Linked DNA regions of Homo sapiens: regions 2 and 3 are each linked to region 1. The links are chromatin contacts, found by Hi-C or POLR2A ChIA-PET in ENCODE. All regions are on one chromosome and are shown on one strand. Each heading gives the region's core, a stretch centred on a gene start or an enhancer-like site at or near the end of the contact. The rest is flanking DNA. Distances are from core to core; before and after follow the strand shown. Region 1 holds the start of NEIL3 (nei like DNA glycosylase 3). Region 2 overlaps LOC124900817 (a long non-coding RNA gene). Region 3 holds the start of VEGFC (vascular endothelial growth factor C).

Evidence for each region. Hi-C counts contacts between places; a loop is a spot of excess contacts on that map. ChIA-PET counts read pairs that join two places held with the same protein, here RNA polymerase II (POLR2A). Pooled maps may share reads with other maps.
Region 2: a loop to region 1 is called in a map with no recorded cell type, with 2.7 times the contacts of the local background. The contact joins the enhancer-like site here to the promoter of NEIL3 in region 1. A Hi-C loop is called at or near these places in 4 of 37 single-sample maps with no recorded cell type and 5 of 50 pooled maps.
Region 3: a loop to region 1 is called in a map of mammary epithelial cell, with 3 times the contacts of the local background. The contact joins the promoter of VEGFC here to the promoter of NEIL3 in region 1. A Hi-C loop is called at or near these places in 2 of 168 maps with a recorded cell type or tissue (Calu3 and mammary epithelial cell) and 5 of 50 pooled maps. POLR2A ChIA-PET finds 5 or more read pairs at or near these places in 1 of 52 experiments (endothelial cell of umbilical vein).

What each region holds. Positions count from the first base shown.
Region 1 is chr4:177,308,272-177,311,997 of GRCh38, forward strand. It overlaps NEIL3 (nei like DNA glycosylase 3), which reads left to right and starts at 1,603. Exons shown (of 10, transcript NM_018248.3): 1 at 1,603-1,838. The coding sequence starts at 1,683. RefSeq lists a silencer at 1,484-1,603 and an enhancer at 1,684-1,773.
Region 2 is chr4:176,498,070-176,501,795 of GRCh38, forward strand. The region is part of intron 2 of LOC124900817 (a long non-coding RNA gene); the gene reads left to right. Among named protein-coding and RNA genes, the nearest start is that of HAFML, 150 kb to the right of the region's middle. Within about 2 kb of position 1,607, at least 2 of the 41 ENCODE cell types and tissues checked have a DNase peak (open chromatin) inside an H3K27ac peak, as active enhancers do.
Region 3 is chr4:176,791,361-176,795,086 of GRCh38, forward strand. It overlaps VEGFC (vascular endothelial growth factor C), which reads right to left and starts at 1,562. Exons shown (of 7, transcript NM_005429.5): 1 at 805-1,562. The coding sequence starts at 951.

The sequences.
Region 1 (3,726 bases), core at 353-2,852:
TCCTGCCAACAGCCATGCAAGTGACTCATCTCGGAAGTGGATCTTTTAGCTACAAAAAGCCTTTGGGGCACTTTAGCCTTGGCTAATATTTTAACTGTAACCTCTTGAGAAATGCTGAGCCAGGATGACTCTGGCTAGCTAGACTATTGCCAAATTCCTGACCCACAGAAACTTTGAAATAACAAATGGGATAATTGATGAGGTAACAATAAATAACTAGTACAACGCTGAAAGAGGAGAAGGTATATAGGACTTTTCTCCATCAAAGGACAGAGATTATTGAATTGAACAAGGGAGTAAAGTACAAATAGTCCTGAAATTGATCCAGCCAACTTTTGATCACTAATCTCTCCCTGCAAAGGAAAGATTTAATACTTTTCAAAATTTCAATCAAGTCTTCAGTATATTCAAATTCAACTCTCTAGTATACAGATGCTCCTCAACTTACGATGGGGTTATGTCCTGATAAACCCGTTGTAAACTGAAAATACAGTAAGTCGAAAATGCCTTTAATATATCTAACCTACCAAACATCATAGCTTCACGAGGCCCTCCTTAAATGTGTTCAGAACACTTACATTAGCCTACAGTTGGGAAAAATCACCTAACACAAAGCATATTTTATAATAAAGTGTTGAATAATTTATTGACTACTGTACTGAAAATGAAAAACAGAATGGCTATATGAGTACTCAAAGTACAGTTTCTACTGTGTGTCACTTTTGCACCATCATACAGTCAAAACACTGTTACGCTGGGGCATCCTAAGTCAGCAACCACCTGTGTATATGCTCTTGTGGTTTAACGGCAGCACAGTGCTATGCTTATGAAATCACTTAGAAATTGACATTCTGTTTTAATGTGTAGTATTTCAGTTTTCAAAAAAGAATACACTTTATAATTTACAAAACTATATGGAGTCATAAACTTCATAGATTTATATGTATGCATGCATCTTTGGTTAGGGTTGTGGGTAAATTTGAAAAGCTACGCATTACCCTCAAATTTATATAAACCTCTACGTTTAACAAAGCAATTTCATATAGCTTTCATCTTGGGGCGTCCCCTTACAAAATGGATGCATGCACTTAGGTAGGGCTCACTTAACTATCTAATAATGGAGTTTTTAAATATAGACACTAGAATATATTCTGCTGTTTGTTCCAAAAACCCTCTTCTTCGTTTCTCTTATCCCACCCACGTCCGAATATAGCATGCCAAAAACAGAGCCAAAAACAAGATTGTCTGTGACATATCTGTCCTGTCACAGACAAGGACAGATTAAGAGGACCAGATCAGAAAATGTGTGTATACTAAGTAGCTCAAAGACAAGGGCAAAACTTTAACGCAAAGAAAATACATTCAGAGCTTTCCAAGTCCCAATTTCTTCTGCTTTTACAGTTCAGCCTAGTTAGTTGTCCTCCACGCCCCCCGCCCCACGCGCGTTTGCGTTTTCTTAATAAACCCACAGCAAGACCTAGGGCGGGGGTGAACCACAGCGCATGCGCCGTAGGGAGCGACCTCAACAGCTAGGGTGCTGTTTGGGCGGGGCCTGGGCGGGGCCAGACGCGCGCGAGATTTGAATTTCCTCTGCGTGCGGTCAGTGCCCGCGCAGCGTTGAGTTGCACAGCGGTATTCTCACCAGGCCCTGCAATCGGTGGGCCACAGTGCCGGCCACAGAGATGGTGGAAGGACCAGGCTGTACTCTGAATGGAGAGAAGATTCGCGCGCGGGTGCTCCCGGGCCAGGCGGTGACCGGCGTGCGGGGAAGCGCTCTGCGGAGTCTGCAGGGCCGCGCCTTGCGGCTCGCAGCCTCCACGGTTGTGGTCTCCCCGCAGGTGAGCTACTCCTGTAACAGGCCATGCAGTCAGCAGGGGGGAAATGGAATAAAGACCCCATCAGGGTTCCAGGATTTAAAGTGTCATCTCTTTGCTCTGGCCCAGGTTTCCTGGGGTCCCACCTTTCACAGAGTTTATCGTCACTTTACTGTAGGGAGAAGTCGGTCCTAGCGCGCCTGCGCAGGAGAGGAGGGCTAGCGTTCTGGGCTCACGCTGCCGGAGCAAGATGCCCTAGGGGAATCCAGTGAAGGTGTTTTATCCGAGTCACCTTACTTAACTTCTTTATGATACACACATGGTTTCCCATGTCTACAGCTGCATTTTTTACTATTGATATTATCAAATCTCTGCTACCTCTGATATGTTTTCTTCGTCCCATTTTAAGCTTTTAGCATAAAATTCTACTTTCTTGCTTGGCTAATCTGCAATTGGTAAGTATATCACAACTAGTATATAATTCTAAAACTACACGTAGAAAATTTAGCACTAACTTCTCACTCAACTTCATATTGCCATCTAATTAAGGGGCAATGAAACCCAGTTCTGGTTCCCTTAAGTGAATTTATTTCTTTTTAAAGTAAACTAGCACAGCTTCTTGCCACTCAGGCATTCATTGCAGACGATGTGGTATTCATTTGGCCAGAACTTGTACTAAAAATATTCTGATTAAGGCATCATGTTTTAAAAGCCCTCTAGATGTATGGATGATTGTATTTCATGCCTACATGCAATATTGCACTGTATTTCAATTTCTTCTGCAAAGCTTCTTATAGCCTTTGGTCCTGGAAGAAAAAGTTGCCTGCTATGAAATTAGCATATGCTTACAACTTGAAAGAAATGAGGTTCTAAGTCTAAGAAAATATATTTTCAAACTTGGGAAAAAATAAGTTTTACATCTCCTTCCAATTGCCCTTTTGTTTATTTTGACTTGATATGCCAGTAAGTACTCTGTACCTATTTTTTTTTATTATTGTTATAGTGTTTCTAAAATCGTTTCAGGGTACCACAGAGATGGATTTTAGATGGTTTCTTAAGAATATTAATATTTATGAAAATTACTCATTCAATAAAATTTTGAATACTCAAGACACCTGGGGAGCAAAAACAAATACTTCCTCTTTTGGAGCCTATACTTCAGTTGGGAAGACACAAAGACATTCATTAAATAATCACCTAAAGAAATATAAATTAATAAGTTCTGTGAAGGAGAGATACACGATTCTTTAAGGACTTGTAGGAAGACCTGGGAAGGCTTCCCCAGGGAAGTAGCAAAGCTGAGGTGTGGGCCGGGTGCAGTGGCTCATGCCTGTAATCCCAGCACTTTGGGATGCTGAGGTGGGCAGATCGCCTGAGGTTGGGAGTTCAACACCAGCCTGACCAATATGGAGAAATTCCATCCCTACAAAAATAAAAAATTAGTCAGGCATGCTGGTGCATGCCTGTAATCCCAGCTACTCAGGAGGCTGAGGCAGGAGAATCGCTTGAATCCAGGAGGTGGAGGTTGCAGTGAGCTGAGGTCGCGTTATTGCACCCCAGCCTGGGCAACAAGAGCGAAACTCTGTCTCAAAAAAAAAAAAAAAAAAAAAGCTGAGGTGTGCAGGGTGAGTAGAAGCCATGCAGCTCAGGGATTGGAACAGGAAAAAGACTGAAAGAAAGCCAGAGTAGACACTGCCCTCTCATTTAGGAGTCGACTGCAGAAATCCAGGTGACAAATTTGGGGTCAAGTGCTGGTGGTGGAGATGAAGACAAGAGAATCACTATGATGGGAGGGCTAAGCAATGGATATGACATGAATATACTTAGGGATATCATCATTTACATCATTCAACCACAACGTATTTTGTGTTAGGTTTTATGCTAGCTCCTGCGGATACGAAGATGAGTAGGA
Region 2 (3,726 bases), core at 357-2,856, 810 kb before region 1:
TCTGTTAGAACATAAAAAGCATGTGGTTTGTATTTTAGAGACATAAGACAGTGCATTTAGTCTGCATATCTGAACACTTTTTCCTTAGAGATTTTCCCTGTTAAATGGGACATTTGACATGGTAGAACAGCATGTGCAGGCAAAGCACATTCAGAACTTCATTGTTTTGAATTGGCTATAACAAAGCACAAAGTTCTTTCTAGGCACTCCAGCATAGCTCTTTCCAAGTCTGGGCTCCAAAAGGGATAGATTAAACAGGAAGGGTACCATGTAATGCTAATTCAGTCTTATCTAATTCAGTTCAGTAAAAATCTCAGTATTTTTGGTGTTCAATATACCAGGTAGACATTGTGGAAAACGGAAAGGCAAGTAAGACATCACTCATGACTTCCAGAGGTTTATATTATTGTAAGGGAGGTGGACATGGATGAATTAAAGGTCCTAGAAAGCAGACTCTGAGAACAATGGAAATACAGGTACAAGGGCAATGAGGGCTCAGGAGAGACCACATGATCGATTCCAACTGGGGAAACCACAGAGAGCATCCTGGAAAAGTTACAAAACTTTAAAGAATGAGTGGACTTAAGTATGCTCAGTTACTCTGTTTAATCTATGTATTATTTATTTATTCTTCCATTGATTTATTGAACAAATACTTTGGGATTCCTACTATGTAACAGTTATGTTGGTAGGAGCTACACAAGTGGATCATGGAATCTGGAGTTGAAGACAGACATTATTCAAATGATCACATGACTTACTATGAGCTGATCTGTGTTCTGAGGAAAAATAATTGACTATGTAAAATATAACAGAGGAAAGAGGCTTAGACCAGGGTTTGGGGAATGCCTGACATGAAACTTGACCTGAGATATGAAAAATAAATAGATGTCAATTGGTGATAAACGGGGTTGGGCCCACAGTTCCGGTAAGAGGAAGGGCATGAGTATCATTGACTTCATGATGCAAGCTGGTGAGAATGATCATTTTATCAGAGACTGTTTGCTGTGCAGAGAGAGAGACTGCACGTGTTAAAAGCACATTTTCTGGAGCCAGATTGCCTGGATTCCAATCCCAGCTCCACCACTCACCAGCTGTGTAACCTTGGGCACTTCGCTTCTCATTTCTAGGCTTCATTCCCTCACTGTAAATGGGGTAAGTGTAAGACTTATCTCAGAGAGTTACAGTGTAGATAGTATACATTCATAATGATAAAATAATATATTACTGATTAACTAGATTAATATACAATGTTAATATAATAATATTTAGGATTAAATGTATTAATTCATTATTCATTAAAATTATTTCCTGACATAAATCTTATAAATTGTATATTATAGAAAAAATAGTAAATATGTAATAGAATATTAGAATCATATATATGAGAATAATAATAGACATTATTATTATTATACCCATGAGTCTAAGTTGAAAACTCTGAATTTTCTGATTTAATAAGTCTGTATTTGGCCATATATTTCTTTCCCTTCTATAACATCTTTTCAATTCTCCAAACAACTAGGATCTCTGGGTGTTCTTTTGCCTCTTTTTCTAAAAACAATCATTTATAGGACATCTCATTCTGACTCATCAAATAAAGTCACTGAAATATGACATTCTTACTTAGTGGGTGGAAACAAAGGGATTTTTAAGAGAAGCAACATTTTTTCAGCATGTTTTATGAGTGCAAATCATAGCATAGTAAAATGATGCAATCCTCCGTGTTTTGTTTTCCACAATAAACTTTCTTTCTCCTAATAGTTAAGATCGTATATATTTTTCAGATTTACCCATCTCAAGATCAGTAATGCATGATTTTATTACACCCATAATTTTACCCTCATGTGCTGACATATACAAATTTATTTTGGTGGCATGTTCTTAATTTCTGGAGCTGCCATGCCATTTTCTTGACTAGTTTTATTTTGGTTTTGACTAATCTCTTATAATTTTGAAAAATAGAGCACTTTATTTTATGGTTTATATTTTTAATAATCATAACTCTCTTTTCTTCGGTTAACAATTCCCCCAGGTTTAAATTAATTCCTGTCCATTTACCCTCCATTGAAGCATAGCATTACATGAATTTATGTTACAGCAGCATACGTGGTGCCGAATACATAAAACATATAAAATATAATCACACACACACACACACACACACACACACACATATATATATGTATACATATACATATATTTTTTAATTTATTTCATTTTTGCCTAGGCTGGACTGCACTGGGGCTATCGTGGCTCACTGCAACCTCTGCTGTCCGGGTTCAAGCGATTCTCCTGCCTCAGCCACTCGAGTAGCTGGGATTACAGACACCCACCACCACACCCAGCTAATTTTTGTATTTTTAGTAGAGACGGGGTTCCACCAGGTTGGCCAGGCTGGTCTTGAACTCCTGATCTCGGGTGATCCGCCCACCTCGGCCTCCCAAAGTGCTGAGATTATAGGTGTGAGCCACCATGCCCAGCTACATATATATGTTTTTGCCTTTCCAATTAGATAACAAATCTTTGAGGGTGGGAGCCAGGCTTGTGATTTTTCTAGTATTGTTCCAGAGTATCCTGCGCTGGGCTCAGCACAAAACAGTTGCTCCATAAAGTCTAGTTGGATTTAATTGAAGTACTTCTGTAGCAAAACTTTGCAGCACTTACTTTGGGGCAGCTTTCTCAGCTGGTAAGTATCAATGAAAACTTAAATGACTGTGAAATAAATTATCTTAAATGTAAAAGTCAAAAATAAAAATCAATTACTTTTCTATTTTGTTCAATGGTTTTTATGGAAAATATAGGCTTGCCTATCCTCACCTACTAAGTTGTCATACAACAATATATCTGAATAAATAAGATTTTCTGGTAACACATTGTATATTTTGAATGAAATTCAGTTACTTGAGTTTTGAAAATGGCTTAAATGGGCTAGAAAGACATAAAACGGTGAGCTGCCTCACTTTTATAGCAGCTGTGTGAGACTATGATTATAAAAACATGCCATGTAAAGGTATCAATCTGCTACAAATTTTCCTGACAGAATTTGTGGAATATTCTTCATTTCCAAGACCATTACCAGAAAATAAAAGCCTGAGATTCAACACTGTCAATCCAATCATCTGGTTAGACTTATACCTTGGTCTAACAGTTTACTGAAAATTACCACCAGGAAAACCCAATCATCTCCAAATAAGTGACATTATTTTACACTAAATTTAGCAAACTAATCTAACTATACATGGGGTGAACACTTAATTGTCTACCTACATTTGCAATACATAAAAAGGCAACAGTTTTCTATATATGTGAAAAATAGTCGCTCTGAGTTCACCAAGCCTTAGGTTATGCTACATAATTTGATTTTTATAACACTATATATCCAGGTATCAAATTTTTCTGATTAAGAAAATGACATAAAATAAAATTTGCTAAAATCAAATTAAACGCCTTTGAGTTTTGCCATTTAGTTTCCAACTAAAGCGTATGCGAATTATTTCTCCACATGTACTTCTATTTCTTAATTACTTCTGCTTCCACTCATATGCTTTTCTTCCTTAGGAAAGGCAGTTTCTTCTTAAAAACTGACTTAGATTCTGAGTGGGGGGCAGTAGAAGCCAGTCCTGTCGTAGAAGATGCCTGACACGGGATGGAGGGTTTGGAGTGCTTTGCATGCCCAGAGGGGCAAAAATATTGAGAAGGGTTGTTGAAAAGAAACACAAGCAC
Region 3 (3,726 bases), core at 312-2,811, 520 kb before region 1:
AAGTAGGAACACACACAAATCCTTTTTCAAAATCAGGATGCCTCAAAAGTATTTTGGCAACATTTTCAGGCAAAGGATTAAACACCTCTTATTTAAAAGAAAACAAAACAAACAAAAAACCCAAACAAGAAAAAAAAAAACTTAGTTTGCAGTATCTCATGACCAGATTTTAGGAATGAAGAGCTTATAAAGTTGAAACAAGCCTTGCATTGCTTGATTGTGATCTAACTGACTCTAATCTCCCGTTACATCTCAAGTCTGACCAACTTCAAGTGAACTCTGAAAGCTCTGGAGCCTGGTTACTAAAGTCCCTGACACTTTTTTTCTAAAGTCGCTCACAGCGCCTGGTGCTCTGCAGACTATGAACACTCCAGGAAAGTAAGGCTGGGTTGACTGATCACCAGTGTCCCAGAATCTGTTTGGAGTCCCATGAATCAGCTGGGGAAAGAAACGAGCATTTCCCGACCAAAATGAACTCATACTCTCCAGAGCCCCGCTGACTGGGCAGGGTTCAAGACCCCTTGGTTGCCCCAGAGGAAACCAGTCTGAAATAGATTTCGGGATCTCTCACTGGGCACCTCTCCGGGCCCTTCACTCGTGTAACTTGCTTGCCTCTCTAGTAACAACTTTCTATTTAAAAAGAAGAAGATTTTTCTCCAAAGCAGCGTGCACTGAGCTCAGTAACTTTGGATCCCACGTACACAAGCTTAAAGCACACACACTTTCCCCCGCGCAGGTTCTCGGGTCCGCCGCAGACCCTAACGCAAACTCTCGGGTTCTCCGCAAACCCTAACGCAGACCTACCGTGGCCTCGCCCGCGTCGGGCTCCGCGTCCGAGAGGTCGAGTCCGGACTCGAAGGCGGCGGCGGCGGCGGGCGCCTCGCGAGGACCCGGGAGCAGCGCAGCGGCGAGCAGAGAACACGCCACAGAGAAGAAGCCCAGCAAGTGCATGGTGGAAGGACCGGGGGTGGGGGACCGGTCCGCTGGCGGGGGCAGGGGTGGGGGCGCGGGCGCCCCTGCGAGGCCGCGGGCCCCTCCTGGTCCCTCTCCCCCGGGCTCCTCCCGGCGACCCCCCCTGGGCGAGCCGGAGGCGGCGGGAGCGGGTCCGGGGCTCCGCGTTCCCAACTTTGCAGGGCGCCCTCCCAGCCAGTGCCGGGGAAAGGCGGCGGGTGTCAGGTAAAAGCCTCACAGGAAACCGGACATCCGAGCTCCCCGCATTCGGAGCCCGCGAGGTGAAGCGAGGGCGAGGGAGGACGCCGCCGCGGTCCGCGTCGGTGTAGCTTTTTGGAGAGGCGGGGCGGGGGACACCAGAACACCCCGCGATGTTCAGCCCCTCCAAACCCGCCAGAGCCCTCGTCCCCCTCCTCCCTCCCCTTCCCCGAAGTGAGAGGAGCCGGGCCGCGGGCGCTGCGGCGGGGGCGCTGGCGGCGGTGCCGGGGGCGGGAGGAGGGCGGCGGGGCGGCTGGCGGCGGCGGGGCCCGGGAGCGCCGCGGCGCAGGATCCTCCAGAGCGCGCCGGGCTGAGCGGCGGCGGCGGCGGCGGCGGGCGCAGGGGCAGGGCATGACTGACGCGCCCTCTGCCTGCGCTTATGTGAGAGAAAGCGGCCGAGGGAGGGAGCGTGCCGAGCCCGGGCTGCCCTCCCCTCTCACTCTCCCTCGGAAGCCGTCTCCCTGGAGCTCCCCGTTTCCCTCGCCTCCTCCCCGGCGGCCCCACCTCCCCCGGCCCCCCTCTGGATCTCTCCCTCCCCGCCCCTGTCCCCTGCGGGGAGCGGGCGGCCGGAGGGGCAAGTTCAGTCCCGGGGCTGGCGGTTGGCGGGACCGGCTTTAGAGGTGATGCGACCACCCTGGACCACGTGCAGCGGGGAGAAACTGGGCACCGTGGGGTGGAGGGAGCCCCCGCTTTATCCTCGGCCACTCCCGAGTTCTTGTCCTCCCTCCCGCACGCCTGGCCCCCAGAGCCCTGCTCAAAGTTTGGAAATGTCCTGGGGGTTGTAAAAGTTCCAAGAAAAGGTCATCACTATGTCAGAGAACCCTATGGGACCTCGGAGGGGTCCCCTCTCTCCCTTGGTCTGTGTAGTTGAAAGTTGCCTGATGATCCAAGAACCGCAGTTCTCAGGATGCAGTGCAGGCTGTTGGGATGGATGCTAATGATCCCTTTGGAATCCTAAACTTCTGACAGGTGAAGAGAAGGGCCAGAATCTTCGTGGAGAGTAAAGAGACACATTGTCAGCTTCTGCAAGAAGTTGGTTTACTTGAAAAAGGGGGTGATAAAGAGAGATGTGTGTGAGACATATTCCAGAAAGGATGTGTAGCATCCAAAGAAAAGTGACTGCATTTCCCCATTGGAAAAGCACTGGGGTTTCCGTTGGGCTGGTGGCATTGGCTAGCTGCCTCCTTGGGGCAGGGTGAGCAGGTTACAGAGGACCACGCTAAGGGGTTTCAACAGTGTACAGAACATCAAAAGTCTGCCTTTCACTCCCAATCTACTTTTAAGTACACAGATGTTATAGGTCCATAATATCTTACCGGAAGAAGAGACTTTCTTATCTGGTTCAACTCTAGATTTGAAACTCCTCACCCATAATTTACTTGAAGGCTTAAATATCTCAAAGGACAGGGAACCTTCCATTCTGTGTGGCTGTTCACTCCCTTTATTGATGAGCAACACTGCTGAAAAGCATTTCCTTCTATCTCTCTATTGCTTTTGACTCCTGGAGTTTTACACAATAAATCTAATCTCACTTCCACAACTGAGTCCTTCAAATATTTTGAAAATATTTATCATGGTCTCCCTAAGCTAACTTTACTCCTGGCTAAATATCCCTTTTATTCCCCAAGATGACAGTTCCAGTTTCCCCCCTTAACCATACTGTTAGCTTTCCATGTTCATGAAGTATGCGGTTGAGAACATGGCTCGGTACTTAGTGCTGTAATGAGCATGCAGAATGGACAGTATGCCTTTGTTGATACAGCCTTGGATTGAGTTTATTTTCTGGCAGCCAAATCACAGTGTTGACTCACACTACCCTTAAAGTCAACAAAATTCCTCAATAATTTTTCATATGTACTGCTACTTAGTCACGTCTAAATTCCCCTGTATTTGTGGAGTTAAGTTTACTGTATCCAAGATGCTTTTTTATGTATCTTTATGAAATTCCATCCCATCAGACTCGGTCCATGATCTAGCCTGTTGAGATGTTTTGTGATTTGGAACATGGTCAGTGTATCACTCTCTTGCTGTCTTCCTGCTCTATGCATATTTGATCAGCCTGCCATAGTTATCTTCAGACATTGATAGATCTGTGAAAAGGGAACAGCTAAGGGCAGACTGGGGTAGGATTTGAATAGAAGGTGGAGTTTCCATTCAACCATTTGCTATTACAATGATTCTAAACTTTGATTGCACTTGGCATCACAAAAGGAGATTTTGAAAAAACAGATGCTTGAGTACACCTTCTGCCTTTCTGGCTTAACTGGTCTAACTGGAGTAAGGCTTGGACATCAGGATTCTAATAGGCAAACAAAATTGAGAACCACAGGCATTTCCAACACCCACAGGCCTAGCAGCGGGTGAAGACTGGAAAATCAACAAACTCAAAATATATCCAAAATATATTAATATCATATTAACTACTGTTTCATTTAAATACAGCAGTAAGCTGTATTCAAACTTTTTTCTCACAAAAGTGTTATCTTCCTGCTGCTATACTTTGAGTCAGAAAATGCT